2 separate regions of the Homo sapiens genome follow, and region 1 is linked to region 2. A link is an interaction called in ENCODE POLR2A ChIA-PET data of the cell type or tissue named here. Cell type or tissue: GM12878. All regions are shown on one strand. Links, peaks and the distances in the headings refer to the core of each region. The heading gives the core; the rest is flanking DNA. Region 1 overlaps SIPA1L1 (signal induced proliferation associated 1 like 1). Region 2 overlaps SIPA1L1 (signal induced proliferation associated 1 like 1).

Evidence for each region. Peaks named below come from ENCODE experiments on the same cell type or tissue, not always from the same donor. Only the 100,000 strongest peaks of a DNase experiment are listed, where the experiment ranks them.
Region 1: POLR2A ChIA-PET joins it to region 2 with 7 read pairs; 4 of 35 experiments call an interaction of 5 or more read pairs at or near these places.

What each region holds. Positions count from the first base shown.
Region 1 is chr14:71,358,485-71,366,822 of GRCh38, forward strand. The region is part of intron 2 of SIPA1L1 (signal induced proliferation associated 1 like 1); the gene reads left to right. Among named protein-coding and RNA genes, the nearest start is that of SNORD56B, 36 kb to the right of the region's middle. In GM12878, for the core only: no CTCF peak of the experiment used is centred there; a DNase peak (open chromatin) is centred at 4,937; H3K4me3 peaks cover 535 bases; H3K27ac peaks cover 3,404 bases.
Region 2 is chr14:71,494,169-71,502,506 of GRCh38, forward strand. The region is part of intron 2 of SIPA1L1 (signal induced proliferation associated 1 like 1); the gene reads left to right. Among named protein-coding and RNA genes, the nearest start is that of SNORD56B, 100 kb to the left of the region's middle. In GM12878, for the core only: no CTCF peak of the experiment used is centred there; a DNase peak (open chromatin) is centred at 3,773; H3K4me3 peaks cover 665 bases; H3K27ac peaks cover 4,930 bases.

The DNA of each region.
Region 1 (8,338 bases), core at 317-8,316, 140 kb before region 2:
TTCATCATCTCCTTCATGTCTTTGCTCAGACACTGCCTTTGTAGTGAGTCTTACCCTGACCCCGTCCTGTTTAAGACTGAGCCCACCTGCCCTCCATTCATTCCTGAATCCCTTTTTCTTAACAGCCTGTCCTTTTTCTTTGCAATAGCACTGTATTAGTCAATTCTTGCACTAGTATAAATAAATACCTGAGACTGGGTAATTTATAAAGAAAGAGATTTAATTGATTCACGGTTCCACAGGCTGTACAGGAAGCATGACAGCTTCTGGGGAGGCCTCAGGAAACTTTTAGTCATGGCAGAGGGAAGCAGGCACGTCTTGCATGGCTGGAGCAGGAGGAAGAGAGAGAGTGGGAAGGTGCTATACACTTTTAGATAACCAGATCTCGTGAGAACTTGAGAACAGCACCAAAGGGATGGTGCTAAATCATTCATGAAGGATCTACCCCTAAAATCCAGTCACCTTGCACCAGGCCCCACCTCTAACACTGGGAATTAAAATTGAACTTGAGATTTGGGTGGGGACACAGATCTAAACCATATCAAGCATGTATCCCCTCTGACCTTATGGTATGGTTTGGTTGTGTACCCACCCAAATCTCATCTTGAATTGAGGTTCTCATATTCCCCACATATTGTGGGAGGGACCCAGTGGGAGGTAACTGAATCATTGGGGCAGGTTTTTCCTGTGCTGTTCTCATGATAGTGAATAAGTCTCATGAGATCTGATGGTTTTATAAAGGGCAGTTCCCCTGCACACGCTCTCTTGCCTGCCGCCATGTAAGATGTCACTTTGCTCTTCCTTCACCTTCCGCCATGATTGTGTGGTCTCCCCAGCCATGTGGAACTGTGAATCCACTAAACCTCTTTTTCTTTATAAATTACCCAGTCTCGGGTATGTCATTATTAGCAGCATGAGAACAGACTAATACACCTTATATGTACATCTCCTCCATATAATTTGTCTATTATGGTTTCTATTTATGGTGTGTCATCTTCTTCAGTAGAGCATATGAAGGCAGGGACTTTTGTCTGTTTATATATCCCCAGGATGAAAAATAAAAAGTGCCTGCCACATAGTAGATAATAAATGTGTTGAATGAATGAACTTGGCAAAAGCAGCTGCTTTTTGGGATTCCTACTGGTAAAATGACAGATTCTCAGTCCTACTGGTTGTTTTTTTAATTGACTTAATTGAGGATGGCAAAATCATCAGTTGGTATATAAAGAAAGTAAGTGCATGAGTTGTGTTGTATACAGTTTTCTGGAACCTCCTTGCTTGTTTGGCAATAAACAGGGAACTCAGATTCAGATGAAGAGTCATGAGATTATGCAGATATTATCAATGGAACTGGTTCTTTAGATCTTAAAATCGAGAGTACTAAATGATAAAAATGCATACAGAGATTCTCAGATACAGACTTGGACATGTAGCTGATTTTTAACATAAGTGGTTTAAAAGGTTTTTGTTGTCAACATTGTGGCCCAAAAAGTTGAGTTTCAGGGTATGAGGGTACTGTGGTGATGGAGGATGGATGAGGAAGGAAGTGAAGGCATCAAGATCTCCCATCTTGTGAGAGTTGAACAGTGCTTCGGGGTCATCTAGATGTGAGAGTACATTTCTACTAATCTAAACTTTTTACAAAATGCTAAAACATGAGACAAAGCGATAACATTTAATGAAGATAAAGCTTATAATGTTCTAAAGGTTTCAGATAAGCTGATGGTAGTCTTCTATTGAGTTCTAGGGCGTAAGGTAGTTTATGAATGGTTATTTTTATTATCTAAAGATATATTTGACCTTTAGAATTCAGTGACAATAAAGATGATAGATAATGTCTTAGGAAGATATTAAGAAACCTAGAAAATACTATAGAAATCAGATATGCCAACTTTTTATATGAGCCTAAGTCCAAAGCTTACACGACCTGCCCAGTATCTATCACACAGCTAGTTAACGGCAGAGTTGGGATGAATTTTTGTCACAGATTTTCACTGAAGTATCAATAGGAGACGAATGTACAAGCCTCTCTTTGGAGATAACCCAGGGAGCAATTACGAACTTGTTTTGAGGTCTGCATTTTATCTTAAAAATTTCAAAAGTCACGCAGTTATTTCATCCTATACAAAGTATTTATGTCTTTCTCTTTTTATGTGTGTAAGTATGTGCATTATTTTAGTCTTGCAAAAATGTGCTTACTTGAGGAATTGCCTTTTGGAAGTTGAGAAAATGAACAGAATGAGAGATCACTGTTGATTATTGTCTTAGAAGAAGTGTCAGCAAATCAAAGTTTTAAAGAAACTGAAATGAGGAAATGTATCTACTTGATCTGTTCTAAAATTACATTAGAGGAAATTAATGATAGCACAGTGAAAAAAACTTAGAAAATATTTTAAACCTTAAGAAAGGATTGTTATTTATGCCATTCTTCGTAAGGGTAGTAAGACATCATATTTTGTGTCTTTTTCCTAGATGTACTGGTTTTGGCAGCAGTTTTTGAAAAGAGAGATGATTTGTATATATAGTTTATATATATTTTTTTTTCCTGAGGATAAAATTATACTGGTATGGAGAAAGACAGCAAACCTCACTGTACCCTTCCCCCTTCACTAGGGATATGATAAAGGTTTTTACTTCTTAATCTTTTATGTAAATTTTGCTTTTGCAGCACATGGTTAAATGAGATATTGATCATGCAACTGAGTTGTAACTCAATTTTAGTATACTCCAAAATGTAGTTTTCACAGTTGATAAGAAAGCAGGTGTACTATTAGGAGCACTGGGCTGGCAGTCAGGAGGTTTTGACTTAATTTTATTGGTAAAATTAAGAGTATTACAGTGGTAATGGGGTATTGGGTCTTTTTTGGCTCTACAAGCTTATGGTCTGTATTTGTTCATGATATGCTTAGTGCTTCCATACATATACTTTCTAAAATTCACATTTACAAATAGTGTGTGTGTATTTCACATTTCAGTGGCTCCATGTAACAACAGTTCCCTTGAGATGGCTATCTGAGAACCTGGGCCCCTCACTTTATCCTGGTCAACGGGTTTTCCTGTGTGACTACCAGATAAGTCATTACGTAAGAACTTGCTGTGCAGTCACTGGTGGCCTATCAAGGGCCTTTTTCTACTACGTGGGGTGAACTGTATGAGCCTTTTAGCAGTTTTTGAGAAAAAAGCCTCCTGAGACCTTAGGATTTTTAAGTGGGCCTGGAATCTTTAGGAACTGGACAGTAGCTACCCCTGAGCAGTTTGCCATGTGGGGTCCTTACATCACCATTGGAAGCAGCTGCCTGAATTTTTATTGTCTTGCACTAGCAGGTTTTCCAGTGCTTTAAGGATTTAAGATTCAGTTGGGCAGCAGTGTATGCACAATTGTTTTACCATGCTAGTATCATGTACTAGTGGTCTTTTCTCACTGAAGGCATACTGTTGCGTGTGATATTTTCAGTTAAATGCGTCACACTAGCTAATTTAGTAGCTTTAGGTGGACACGCAGACATACCCTACAGAAATATTGGGTTCATACTCCATTCTGGTGGAGTCACATGTTTAGAAGTTCACATGTGGTCTCTGTTGGCGGCCCGTCATGGCAAATGGTGAGTGCCATGTGGCTGGGGAAGAGATGCTGCTGTGTTCAAGGAGCCGGCATGTGTGTTGCCACTGGAGTTTCGTACTTGAGAGATGAGTTTGCTGTTTTTTTAGAAATCAGCTCCACAATCAGAGATAGTTTTAATGCCCTTGAATTATTTTGTGATTTAGCTCGTACTATTTATCACATCTTTTGGATTTGAAGTTTTAAAAAATGGGCAGTTTGATCAAGTATGGTGTAGATAGAATAAACCAAAGGTTCCCTGTGAAAGACTTCCTTTGAGGCTAGAGAAAGCCTTTATTCCTCTTTCATTCCACTAAGGTATGGCAGTGTTAAAGCAGATGGAAGGCTGGGGTTTGAGCTGAAGTTGTGTGAAAGCTTCACCAGCCAATTGGCTGACTCTAATGGTGAGACAGGAAGAACCACCCACGTTTTCCATTTTGGATTTGAGTCACAGAAAACAGGTTTCCTGCAGAAACCATTTGGCTTTAACAAATTTACGGAAATTTCATCTTTGATCAAATTGATATTTTTATCTGCATTGTACATGTATCTCAAATTAATTATTTCCCCCTTTTCAATCTTTGCATGTATTTCAGATGAATTATTTCCCCCTTTTCAATCTTTAGGTGAAATTTCCAATTAAAATATCCTGTAGTGTTGACTGTAGTCTAATTTCCAAGATTTTTATGAAAAGTAGAATCAAAGGACTATACTTTCAGGTAACGATGTAATTTCACTTTATCTTAATAATTCACAGATACTTTTGCAGGAGTCTGGAGTTTCTCAGGCTTCTGTAATAGAAGTATAGGTGAATTTTTTGAAAAGTGGCAACTTGAATTCTCCAGACAGATTTCCATCTGTTTGGTATTAGCTGAGGTGTTAGTGGGGTTGGTTACTTAAAACAATTAGAGAAGCAATATGTAATGGCAGTTACGTGTGCACACACACGCACACTCACAGTCTCACTCATTTAAAATGGCTTGTAAAACTGTATTTACCTTTTTTGGGAAAGGGATTATCCTTTCTTCTAATACTTATCACCTTCATCCAGTGATTGATTGATCAAGCTGTCATCAGTCAATCTGTTTTCTGTTTGCTTAAAGCTTAAAGACATGGATGGTTTTAAGAATAATTTCTCTACCTCTCTGTGGCATACCAAAGTACTATAATAGTTCTGGGTATGAGAAGACTGTAGAAAAAGATCTGTACTTGAAATAATTTGGAATTTACAGAGCTTGTATTTAGAAATGAGTTTTCCCTAGGAGGAAAGGGAACTATGCCAAACAAAGACAGAAACAACGTAATCACCCTCCCCTCCCATCCAGAAAACCACATTGCATAGAAAAAATTGTGCTGAGTTGAGATTGTCATAGTGTTTCTGGATACAAGTGAAAACATATTTTAGAGAAGTAACACATTGGCTTTTTAAACAACTACCTAATTTGCCTAATTGATCATGAGGTACTGAATCACTTATAAGTTAGTTTTTGAGCCTCTTTAGGATGCTTAATTTTCAAGCTCAAAATGTGTAAAGGTCAATTTTAAATGATTGTCATCTTTTGAAGAAGGACATTGGCAACTGAGTAAATAATCCACAAATCACTGATTAGTAATGTGTTGTAGGATGACTCCTATAGCAGATTTTATTTCCTAACTATATTACCAGTTAACAGAAATTAGTTTGCAAAACTTGAATGCACCAGCAAAGTGTCAGCCCAGAAACAGGCTTGGGATTTATAACAAGGTACAGATGATGTGTGGACCTATTTTCTTTCTAGTCCCGGGATCAGCCTTAATCAGATCCTGTAATTACTTCTTTACTAGTTTCCCTCCATCAGTTCTTCTTTCCTGTTTCCCTTGCTAGAACACTTCAGGGCCTCCTCCTTATCTACAGCAGTGGTTCTGAAACTCTCTTGGTCTCAGAAACCTTTTACGCTGTTAAAAAATTATTGGGGACTCAGGAGAGTTTTTGTTTATGTCTGTTACATTCATGACTATTTACTGTATTAGAAGTATTAAAATGGAGAAAATATAAAACCTAAGAATATACAAGCACACATTCCTTAGTTGCAGAATGATGGCATCATCACAGTCATGTGGCTTCTGGCAAACACTGTACTCTTAACGGGAGTGAAAAAGGCAAGTGACGTTATTTTTGAAAGTTAGATTTATCAAGGTTTAATTCATATTCAGGGAAACCCACCCTTTTTAATGTAAACACATATGGTTGTAAATACAGTGCAGATATGAAACATTTCCATCTTTCCCAAATGTTCCCCTCCCCAACCCCTGCACCCTCTGACCTATTTTCTCTTCCCACCCTTAGTCTGGCCGTTTCATGACTGTCGTATAAATGGAATTATACAGTATATAGCCTTTTGAATCTGGCTACTTTCATTTAACATAAGACATTTGAGATTCAGTTGTGTTGTGTGTGTCACTAATTTATTTTTATTGCTGAGTCCTGTCCCAGTATATGAATATATCACAGTTTGTGCACTTACCAGTTAAAGGATATTTGGGTTGTTTCTAATTTTTGGTGATTATGTGTCTTGGTTTTATTATTAACATAATTATGACCTTGCAGACTCCTCAGAGCCCTGAGACCTCTTGCTGAGAACCTCTGGCCTACAGCACATCATCTGCATATTCCAGCAGAACATCAATTTTTTTTTTTTTTTGAGACAGAGTCTCACTGTGTAGCCAAGGCTGGAGTGCAGTAGTGCGATCTTGGCTCACTGCAACCTCTGCCTCCTGGGCTCAAGCGATTCTCATGCCTCAGCCTCCCCAGTAGCCAGGACTACAGGCGCATGCCACCACACCCAGCTAATTTTTGTATTTTTAGTAGAGGATGGGTTTCACCCATGTTGGCCAGGCTGGTCTCGAATTCCTGGCTTCAAGTGATGCACCTGCCTTAGCTTCCCAAAGTGCTGGGATTACAGGCATGAGCCACCATGCTAGGCCAATTTTTTTTTTTCTTGTTGCCCAGGCTGGAGTGTAGTAGTGCGATCACGGCTCACTGCAGCCTTGACCTTTTGGGCTCAAGCCATCCTCCCATCTCAGCCTGCTGAGTAGCTGGGACCACATCACATGCCTGGCTAATTTATTTTTTTGTAGAAACAGGGTCTCACATGTTGCACAGGCTAGTCTTGAACTCCTGGGCTCAAGCAATCCTCCTGCCTCAGCCTCCCAAAGTGCCCCAGCTCATCCCATTACAGGCATGAGCCACCCTGCTGGGCCTAGAACATCTTGAATTACTTGCCTACCTATGCTGTGCCCCACTGTCGATAATGCCAAAATCTAGCTCAAGAGTCTCCTCTGCACGGCCTTTTCAAAGCCCTCTTTCCACTATTGCCCGTAGGCACTTTGAGACCCTGAGGTTATTAGTCATGACTGCCTTTGTGTCGTCTGTGTGCCTTTTCTCACTGCTCAGTAGTTGTTTGATGACATGGTAGTTTCTCAGCTTCTCTCTATCCCAGTGGAGCATACAAGTTTAGTACATGTTTAAATTAATAAATAATAATTCCTTTGCATTTCTAAGGCATTTTGTTGTTTATATATTATTGCATTCTTCCTTCAACTATGTGAAGTATGTAGCACACATGGTTTTTAACATTTTTTATTTTTATCAGGCAAGGCTATTAAGTATTTTTTTTTTTTTTTAGCAGGGTCTGGCTCTGTCACCCAGGCTGTCGTGCAGTGCTGAGATCTTGGCTCACTGCAACCTCTACCTCCCTGGCTCAAGCCATCCTCCTACCTCAGCCTCCTGAGTAGCTGGGACTACAGTTGTCTGCCAACATGCCTGGTTAATTTTTTTTTTTTTTTAAGAGATGGGGTTTTGCCATCTTGCCCAGGCTGGTCTTGAACTCTTGGGCTCAAGCCGTCCTCCTGCCTCTGCCTTCCAAAGTGCTGGGATTACAGGCATGAGCCACTGTGCCTGGCCAAGGCTACTAAGTCTTAAAGCTGTGGTTCTTGAATAACCTGGGGAGCTTTTAATAGAAGTCCTGATAGCCCAGACCAATTAAGTCTTAATCTCTAGAGGTCAGGCCTGGGTAGTTAGTATTTTTTAAAAGCATCACTGTTGAATCTGTTGTGCAGCTACAGATAATTACTGTTGTGGAGTTTGACTTATCATGAAGTCTTAGTGGTGGTGTAGTCAAGACTAGAATCCAGGTCTTTTGACTCCTATTCTACTGCCTTTTCCTCTGCACTTTGAACTTTCACAGGAACCAGAAGCACTGCAGAGAGAGAGAATGCCTTGGTATAGATGCCAGTGTTTTCAGTTTTTGGAGGTGCTGTAGTATAAACATTGAATTTAGAGTTGGGACCATGTTTCTGTTTTGGCTCTGCATTTATTATTTTATTTTATTTTTGAGATGGAGCTCGCTCTGACGCCCAGGCTGGAGTGCAGTGGCGTGATCTCTCACTGCAAACTCCGTCTCCTGGGTTCACACCATTCTCCTGCCTCAGCCTCTCGAGTAGCTGGGACTACAGGCGCCCGCCACCATGCCTGGCTAATTTTGTTTTTGTATTTTTAGCAGAGATGGGTTTCACTGTGTTAGCCAAGATGGTATCCATCTCCTGATCTCGTGATCCACCCGCCTCGGCCTCCCAAAGTGCTGGGATTACAGGCGTGTGGCTCTGCATTTATTAACTGTGGATTAATAACTACTTGAGTCTGTTCTCTCTTTAAAAGTAAGGACACTACTGTAATTTCTAAAGCTTATTGTGGGGATCAAG
Region 2 (8,338 bases), core at 46-8,045:
AGAAATGGTGACAGTGGACGTCCTTGTTTTGTTCCTGATGTTAGAGGGAAAGCTTTCAGTCTTTTACTGTTGGTATGATGTTTGTTCAGGCTGAGGAAGTTCCCTTATGTTCCTGGTTTACTAAGGCTTTTTTTCTTTTTCTTTTTAAATCATTAGTGGTGTTGAATTAAATTTTTCAAGTGCTTTTTCTGTATATATTGATATAATCGTGTGGCTTTTTGTCCTTTATTAATATGTTGTATTAAATTAATTGACTTTTGGAGGTTATAATAATTGATTTTTGGATGTTAAACCATACTTGCTAAGATGAATCCCGTTTGGTCATAGTATCTAATTGAGATTTTCTTTTCTTTTCTTTTTTTTTTTTTTTTTGAGACAGGGTCTTACTTACTGTGTCACCCAGGCTGGAGTGCAGTGATATGATCTTGGCTTATTGTAGCCTCATCCTCCTAGGATCAAGCGATCCTCCCGCTTCAGCCTCAATAGTAGCTGGGACTATAGGCACACGCAACCTCATCCAGCTAATTTTTAAAATTTTTTGTAGAGATGGGACCTTACTATATTGCCCAGGCTGGTTACTCCTGCCTCAGCCTCCCGAGTAGCTGGGACTACAGGTGTGCACCACCTTGCCTGGCTACTTTGTGTATTTTTAGTAGAGACAGGGTTTCACCATGTTTAGTCAGGCTGGTCTCAAACTCCTGACCTCGTGATCCACCTGCCTTGGCCTTCCAAAGTGCTGGGATTACAGGCATGAGCCACTGCGCCTGGCTCAGGCTGATCTTGAACTCTCGGGCTCAGTTGATCCTCCCATCTTGGCCTCCTAGAAGTGCTGGAATTACAGGTGGGAGCCACTGCACCCAGACAGAGGATTTTTTAATTGAGAATTTTTGTTTGTAAATTCTTGAGGAATATTGGTTCATTGTTTTCTTATTTTGTAATGCTCTTGTCTGGCTTTAGTATTGTGGTAATATAAAATGAGCTGGGAAGTGTTGTCTCTTTCTCTGTTTTCTAGAAGAGTTCGTGAAGAATTGGCATTGTTTCTTTATGTATCTGATAGAATTCCATGGTGAAGCCATCTAGTCCTGGTATTTTCTTTTTGGGAAGATTTTTAATTAGTAATTCAATTTCTTGTTTTAGGTATATTGAGATTTTCTGTTTCTTCTTGAGTTGGTATTGGTTATTTATGTCTCTCTAGGAATTTGTCCATTTAATCTAATTTGTCTAATTTGATGGCATACTGTTTTTATATTTTCTTTTATATATTTAAAATATATTTATATTTTATACTGTAGGGTCAATAGTGATGCTCCCTCATTTATTCCTGATTTTGGTAATTTTGGGGGGGATAATTTTCTTTTTTTCTTGGTCAATCTAAATAAAGCTTTGTCTATTTTATTTACTTTTTCAAAGAACCAGCTTTTGGTTTTATTGACTTTTACTGTTTTTCTGTTTTCAGTTTCATTGGGTTTTGCTCTAAACTTTAACTTCTTTCTTTTGGCTTGCTTGGGGTTACTTTACTGTTTAGTTTCTTAAAGTGAAGACGATTGAGATCTTTCTTATTTTCTAAAATAGGTTTAAGTTTAAAGCTATAAAATTCTCAGCTGTGAGCAGTGTTTCACACCTGTAATCCCAGCACTTTGAGAGGCCAAGGTGGGAGGATCATTTGAGGCCAGGAGTTCGAGACCAGCCTGGGTAACATAGTGACACTCCATCTCTACAAAAAAAAAAAAAAAAAAAAAAAAAAAGAAGAAGAAAGAAAAAAAGAATCAGTTGGGTTTAATGGCATGTGCCTGTGGTCCCATCTACTTGGGAGGCTGAGTTGGGAGGATTGCTTGAGACTGCTGTAGTTAGCCATGATCTTGCTGCTGCACTCTAGCCTGCAAGATCCTGTCTTAAAAAAAAAGAAAAAAAAAAAAAAAGCTATAAAATTGTCTTTAGCCACAGCTTTAGCTGCATCCCATAAATTTTGACATGTTGTATTTTTGTTTTTATTCAGTTTAAGGTATTTTAAAATTTTGAGCTGGGTGTGGTGGCATATGCCTGTGGTCCCAGCTACTCAAGAAGCTGAAGCAGGAGGATCACTTGCACCAAGGAGTTCAAGGCCAGTCTGGGCAACATAGCGAGGCTCCATGTCTAAAAATAAAAATTGTATTAATGATGATAATAAATATATTTCTTAATTTTGCTTGTGATTTTTTTTTTCTTTGACCCATGGGTTGTTTGGATGTTATTGTTTGATTTTCAAGTATTTGGAGATTTCTCAAATTTCTTTTGATTGTAGATTTTAATTCTTTGTGATCAGCAAACATATTTTATATTATTTCAATCCTTCTAAATTTGAGACTTGTTTTGTGACATTGCAAATGGTCTAACCTGGACCTTAAAAAGAATGTGTATTCTGCTGTTGTTGGATGAAGTTTTCTATAGATGTCAGTTAAGTCAGTATGGTTAATTATACTGTCTAGTGTTTATACCCTTGCTGATGTTTTGTCTGGTTATTCTGTCAATTATTTAGAGTGGAGTTTTGAAGTCTTCAATTATTAATGAATTGTCTCTCTCAGTTCTGTTTCATTTGTTTTGGTGCTCTGTTGTTAGGTTGCATGTAGGTTTTTAATTATTATATTTCACTGATGACCCTTTTATCATTATAAATTGTCCCTCTTTTTCTCCAGTAATGTTTTTATCTTAAACTAAAAAGAGAATCCTTTAAAAATGATCCTGGGCTGGGCGCGGTGGCTCACGCCTGTAATCCCAGCACTTTGGGAGGCCGAGGCAGGAGGATCATGAGGTCAGGGGATTGAGACCATCCTGGCCAACATGGTGAAACCCCACCTCTACTAAAATACAGAAATTAGCTGGGCATGGTGGCGCGTGTCTGTAATCCCAGCTACTCAGGAGGCTGAGGCAGGAGAATCACTTGAACCCAGGAGGCAGAGGTTGCAGTGAGCTGAGATCACGCCACTGCACTCCAGCCTGGGCAACAAGAGCAAAACTCCATCTCAAAAAACAAACAAACAAAAAAACAAAAAAAAAGATCCTACAGTTTTATTTATTTTTATTACAATGGGGTCTTGCTATATTGCCCAGGCTGGTCTTGAACTCCTAGACTCAAGGGATCGTTCTTCCTTGGCCTCCCAGAATGCTGGGGATTACAGATGTGAGCCACCACACCTGGCCCATACCGTTCTAAATGATCATACACATATACAATCCCAGGAATTTAAATACATGTATGGATTTTTGTGACTTTCATTATAATAAAGATTCAGAAGAGTTTTGTAACCCCCTAAAACTCCCTCATGCTACCCCTTTATAGTCACCTCTTTGCCTACCTATAATCTCTGGCAACCACTGATCTGCCATCCATTCCTGTAGTTTTTTCTTTTAAAGAATGTCACTTAACTTAATAAATTGGGATGTTATATAAGTGGAGCCATACAGTATATAATCTTCCAAGACTAGCTGCTTTCACTAAGCTTGCCTTTGAGATTCATCCAAGCTGTTGCATGTATCAGTAGTTGCTTTTTATTTCAGGATATTCCATTGTGTGGATATACCAATTTGCTTATACAATCACCTGTTGAAGGACACTTGAGTTGTTGCCAGTTTTGAGTGATTGTGAATAGAGCTGCTATGAACATTTGTGTCCAGATTTTTCTGTTAATGTAAGCTTTCATTTCTCTAGGATAGATGCCCAGGTGCATGATTTCTGAGTCATAGGGTAAGTGCTTTATGAGAAACTGCCAAACCACTTTCACGAGTGACTGTATCATTTTTCGTTCTCACCAGCAATGTTGGAGAGTTCTCATTTCCCATTCTTGCCACTACATGGTATTGCCAGCATTTTAAATTTTGGCCATTTTAATAGGTGTGAGTGGGATCTTCTTATGACTTTAATTTGCATCTCCCTAATGGCTAATGGTGGTTTCAGACATCTTTCATGTATTTGCTATCTTTGTACCTCTTTGGTGGAGTGTCCTCTTTAAGCTTTAAATTTGCTATGTTAACCTTTTCTGAGAAATCTTATTTTAGGTACACTTAAAAATACAATCTTTTCTTGATAACAAAGTCATTGTATGAACTGTAATTTTCATATGGGTTTGAAATTACAGGGAAGCTAGCAATGACTATTGAGTGGTGTAAGGCTGCTTATGTCTCTTTCAGGCATTCCTTTTCTGCTGTTAGCATGCCTGATTCTGGCAGTGCTTCCACTTCCATTCGGTTTTTGGTTTACTGCTTTTATGAAATGATCATGAATAAGGCTATAAGAATCATGTTTGAAAAAAAATAGTGAAGTGCTTCTCAGTAAATTCCCCAAGAGCTCTTCTCTAAGGAAAGTACATAAACTCTGTAACATCTGTTTTAGTGCTCCTCCAAACTGGGGGCCCTGAAATTCATCTGAGGAGTCTGTGAGTGTGAATCTGTGTGTGCAGTGAGCATTGTCTATGAGCTGAATAAACAGTATTCCATGCAGTACATATTCTACTATTTTCAGAATTATATGGATGCTGTTGAACAATCTTGAGTTTGGGTAGTTTTTGTTTTTTCTTTATGTAATTTGCCTACCAACTCTTTTGCTGCTTTTTCTAGTCCGTGATGTGGTGAGTAGAATTTTTCAGATGGAGCTTTCTTGATAAGTGAGGTATTACTGTTTGTGACTAGTCAGGACAGGATGAAGTAGGCTTTTTGTTTGTGCTGTTTAACCATAGGTTATCAAATGTTCTTTACAAGGCTTATATTAATTTATTAATTTTTGATGATGTAGTATTGCATACTTTTGCTGAAAAGCATTTTGGGAAAATTAGGATACTTCAGATTCTTCAAATGATAGGGTTTATATGATTTGTCATTAACACTAATCTAACAAGTGACAAGAAAAAGTATATTCCTCAAGTTGTTATTGCATAAAAGAAACATTTAAATCATGGTTTGCAGGGTTGATTCTTTCCCACATTCATCAAGTCATTTTGATGCTTTTATTATAAATAAAACTTGATTAGTAGATTGTTAGTTTAATCAAAGATTATAAAAATAGAAAAGGAGGTGGCACGTGCCTGTAGCTACCTGGTAGGGTGAGGTGGGAGGATCACCTGAGCCTGCGGAGGTTGAGGCTGTAGTGGGCTATGATCGTGTCACTGCATTCCAGCCTGGATGACACAGTGAGACCCTGTCTCAAAAATATGTATATATCTATACAGAGAGAGAAAAGGAAACTCTTCCTATGTATGTAATTTATATAAGCACAACATCTGCTTGCGTATTGTTGACCAGATTTTTTCTCAAGTTTTTAAAGTACTTTGCTGCTTTGCATGCCTCATCCTGTCAAGCAAGTTCTTGTTTAAGGAATATGTAATTGTATCATAATATGGTAATTTGTTATGCAAATATCATATCTTAAATTATCAATCTAACAGCTTTATTTTCCTCAGTTATTTTTGGTTCTCATTTCAGGATGTGAAATAGGATAGCAATAGAAATTAGCAAAAGGAAAAAAAAGGTGATTGATGTGCTAAATAATCATTGCCCTAATTTTAGTAATGAGATATTCAGGGGTGTAATTTGTTTTGGGGGGCTTTTTTGATTTGTTTTGTTTCACATTACTTAGATTCTCAGTTTCTTCATGATATTAAAGCAAAACCTGTCTTTAAGAGCCACTGTGCAAAATTGTTTGAATGAGAATAGAAATTTAAAATCGTTTAATTGAGAAGGAGGTCATTGATATGTGTCCCACCAGAAACCAGAGATTCAGTTCCTAACCATTTTTCACTAAAATAAGCCCTAAGGTTCTTTTTTATTGAGCAATTATGCCAAATTTGTTAGAAATTAAAATCTTTGCATAAACTTCTTTAAAATATCTATTATAAACATGCTAATATTAGTTGAATTAGTCTAAACATTCCTTTTTTTGACATTTGGACGTAGTGTTTGAGTGTCATTGAGATTAACTAGATAAAGGAAGACATTGATAAGTTGAACATTAAAATTAAGAATTTCTCTTCAACAAAATAAAAATTAAGAGCAAAAAGGCAAGTTACAGAGTGGGAGGAAATATTTGCAACACATACATCCAACAGAGCACTCATAACCACAATACATAAAGAGCTACAAATCAATAAAAGCGTGACACTCCCTCCCTCTTGCCTTCCCCCAGCCAAAGATCTAAGACTTGAAGAAGCAATTCACAAAAGAAGATGCTCATTTGGACAATAAAATAAGCCTCTTAAAAGGCCCTCAAAATCATATGGTGGAAGCGCAAATTAAAGCCACAGTTGTATTATTATATTCTTACCAGTAGAACAAATGAAAAAGATAACTCCAAGTGTAGAGCAATTGGACAGCTCTGCTCGTGGAAGTATAAATTGCAACTTATACACCCTGCTAGTGGGAGTAAAATTGCTAGAACTTTTGACCCAGCAGTTCCACTACCAGGTGTACAGATACAATGGAAACACACACATCTGTGCCCCAAAGAATATGCCAAAAGTGTTTATAGCAGCATTATTTGTGCTTGCATCAAACTAGAATAGAACAAAATGTTCATCAAAAGTTAGAAGGGGGCAGGGTGCAGTGGCTCACTCCTGTAATCCCAGCACTTTGGGAGGCCAAGGCGGGCGGGTCACCTGAGATCGGGAGTTTGACACCAGCCTGACCAACATGGAGAAACCCCATCTCTACTAAAAATACAAAATTAGCTGGGCATGGTGGCGCATGCCTATAATCTCAGCTACTCAGGAGGCTGAGGTAGCAGAATTGCTTAAACCCGGGAGGCAGAGGTTGCGGTGACCCGAGATCGTGCCATTGCACTCCATCCTGGGCAACAAGAGCGAAACTCCGCCTCCAAAAACAAAACAAAACAAAAACATTAAAAGGTGCCGAGTGCAGCGGCTCAGGCCTGTAATCCCAGTACTTTGGGAGGCCAAGGCAAGAGGATTGCTTCAGCTCAGGAGTTTGAACCAGCCTGGGGAACATAGTTAGACGTCATCTCTATAAAAAATTTTAAAAATTAGCTGGGTGCAGTGGTGTGCATCTGTGGTCCCAGCTACTTGGGGGGCTGAGGTGGGAGGATCGCTTGAGCCCAGGAGTCGAGGCTACAGTGAGCCATGTTGAAGCCACTGCACTCCAGCCTGGGTGACAGAGCGAGACCCTGTCTCAAAAATAAATAAATAAATAAAAATAAATATATATGAAGAAAAAAGATAAATGGTGAAATCCTCTGTAGTATTTTGCTTTCCATAGCAACAAAGATGAAGTTCACAATGTGAAACAAAAGAAGACATAAGAAAGTGTACATATTCTCTGACCCCATTTAAATAAATTGCTTTTCCCATGTTGTAAAGTGACCATACAAAAACAGGCAGAACTAATCTGTGGTGCTGGAAGTCAAAATGGTTGTTAGCACTGGAGGTTACTGAGGACTTATGAGGGTGGCTTCTGAGGTGTTGGTAATGTTCTCTTTCCTGATCGAGTAGTAGTTACAGTGGTCGGTTCAGTTTCTGAAAGTTCTAAAAGATGTACATGTAGAATTTGTACGTTTCAGTTTTTATAAAAGCTTCATTAAAAAATTAATTGAAGTCTGGGCACAGTGGCCTCATGCCTGTAATCCCAGCACATTGGCAGGCCAAGGTGGGAGGATTGCTTGATTTCCAGGAGTTTGAGACCAGCCTGGGTCTCAAACCATGGCGAAACCCCGTCTCTACAAAATAAATAAATAAATAAATAATACAAAAATTAGCTGAGCATGTTGGCATGTGCCTATAGTCCCAACTGTTCGGGAGGCCGCGGTGGGAGGGCCACTTGAACCCGGGAAGTAGAGGCTGCTGTGAACTGCCAGTACACTCTACCCTGGGCGACATAGTAAGACCCTGTTTCCAAAAAAAAAAAAAAAAATCTTCATTGAACATAGCTTTTTTTTTTTTTTCTTCTGTGTGTCATATTGTAGCCTGGTATGCTAACAAGTAATTAGAATTCTTCAGTATTAGCCATGGTTGTTCTTAAAAACCATTTTACCTTCATGGACTGATGCTTTTATTTGGCTATTTTGGTTTTACTATCATGAGAGCCTTTGAGATACTTGAAAAAAAAAAAAAATATATATATATATATATATATATTTGAGACAGAGTCTCGCTGTGTTGCCAGGCTGGAGTGTAACCTCCGCCTCCAGGGTTTAAGTGATTCTCATGCCTCAGCCTCCCGAGTAGCTGAGACTACAGGCACATGCTACCATGCCTGGCAATTTTGTGTGTGTGTGTGTGTGTTTTTAGTAGAGACAGGGTCTCACTATGTTGGCCAGGCTGGTTTCAAACTCCTGGCCTCAAGTGATCCACCCGGCTCAACC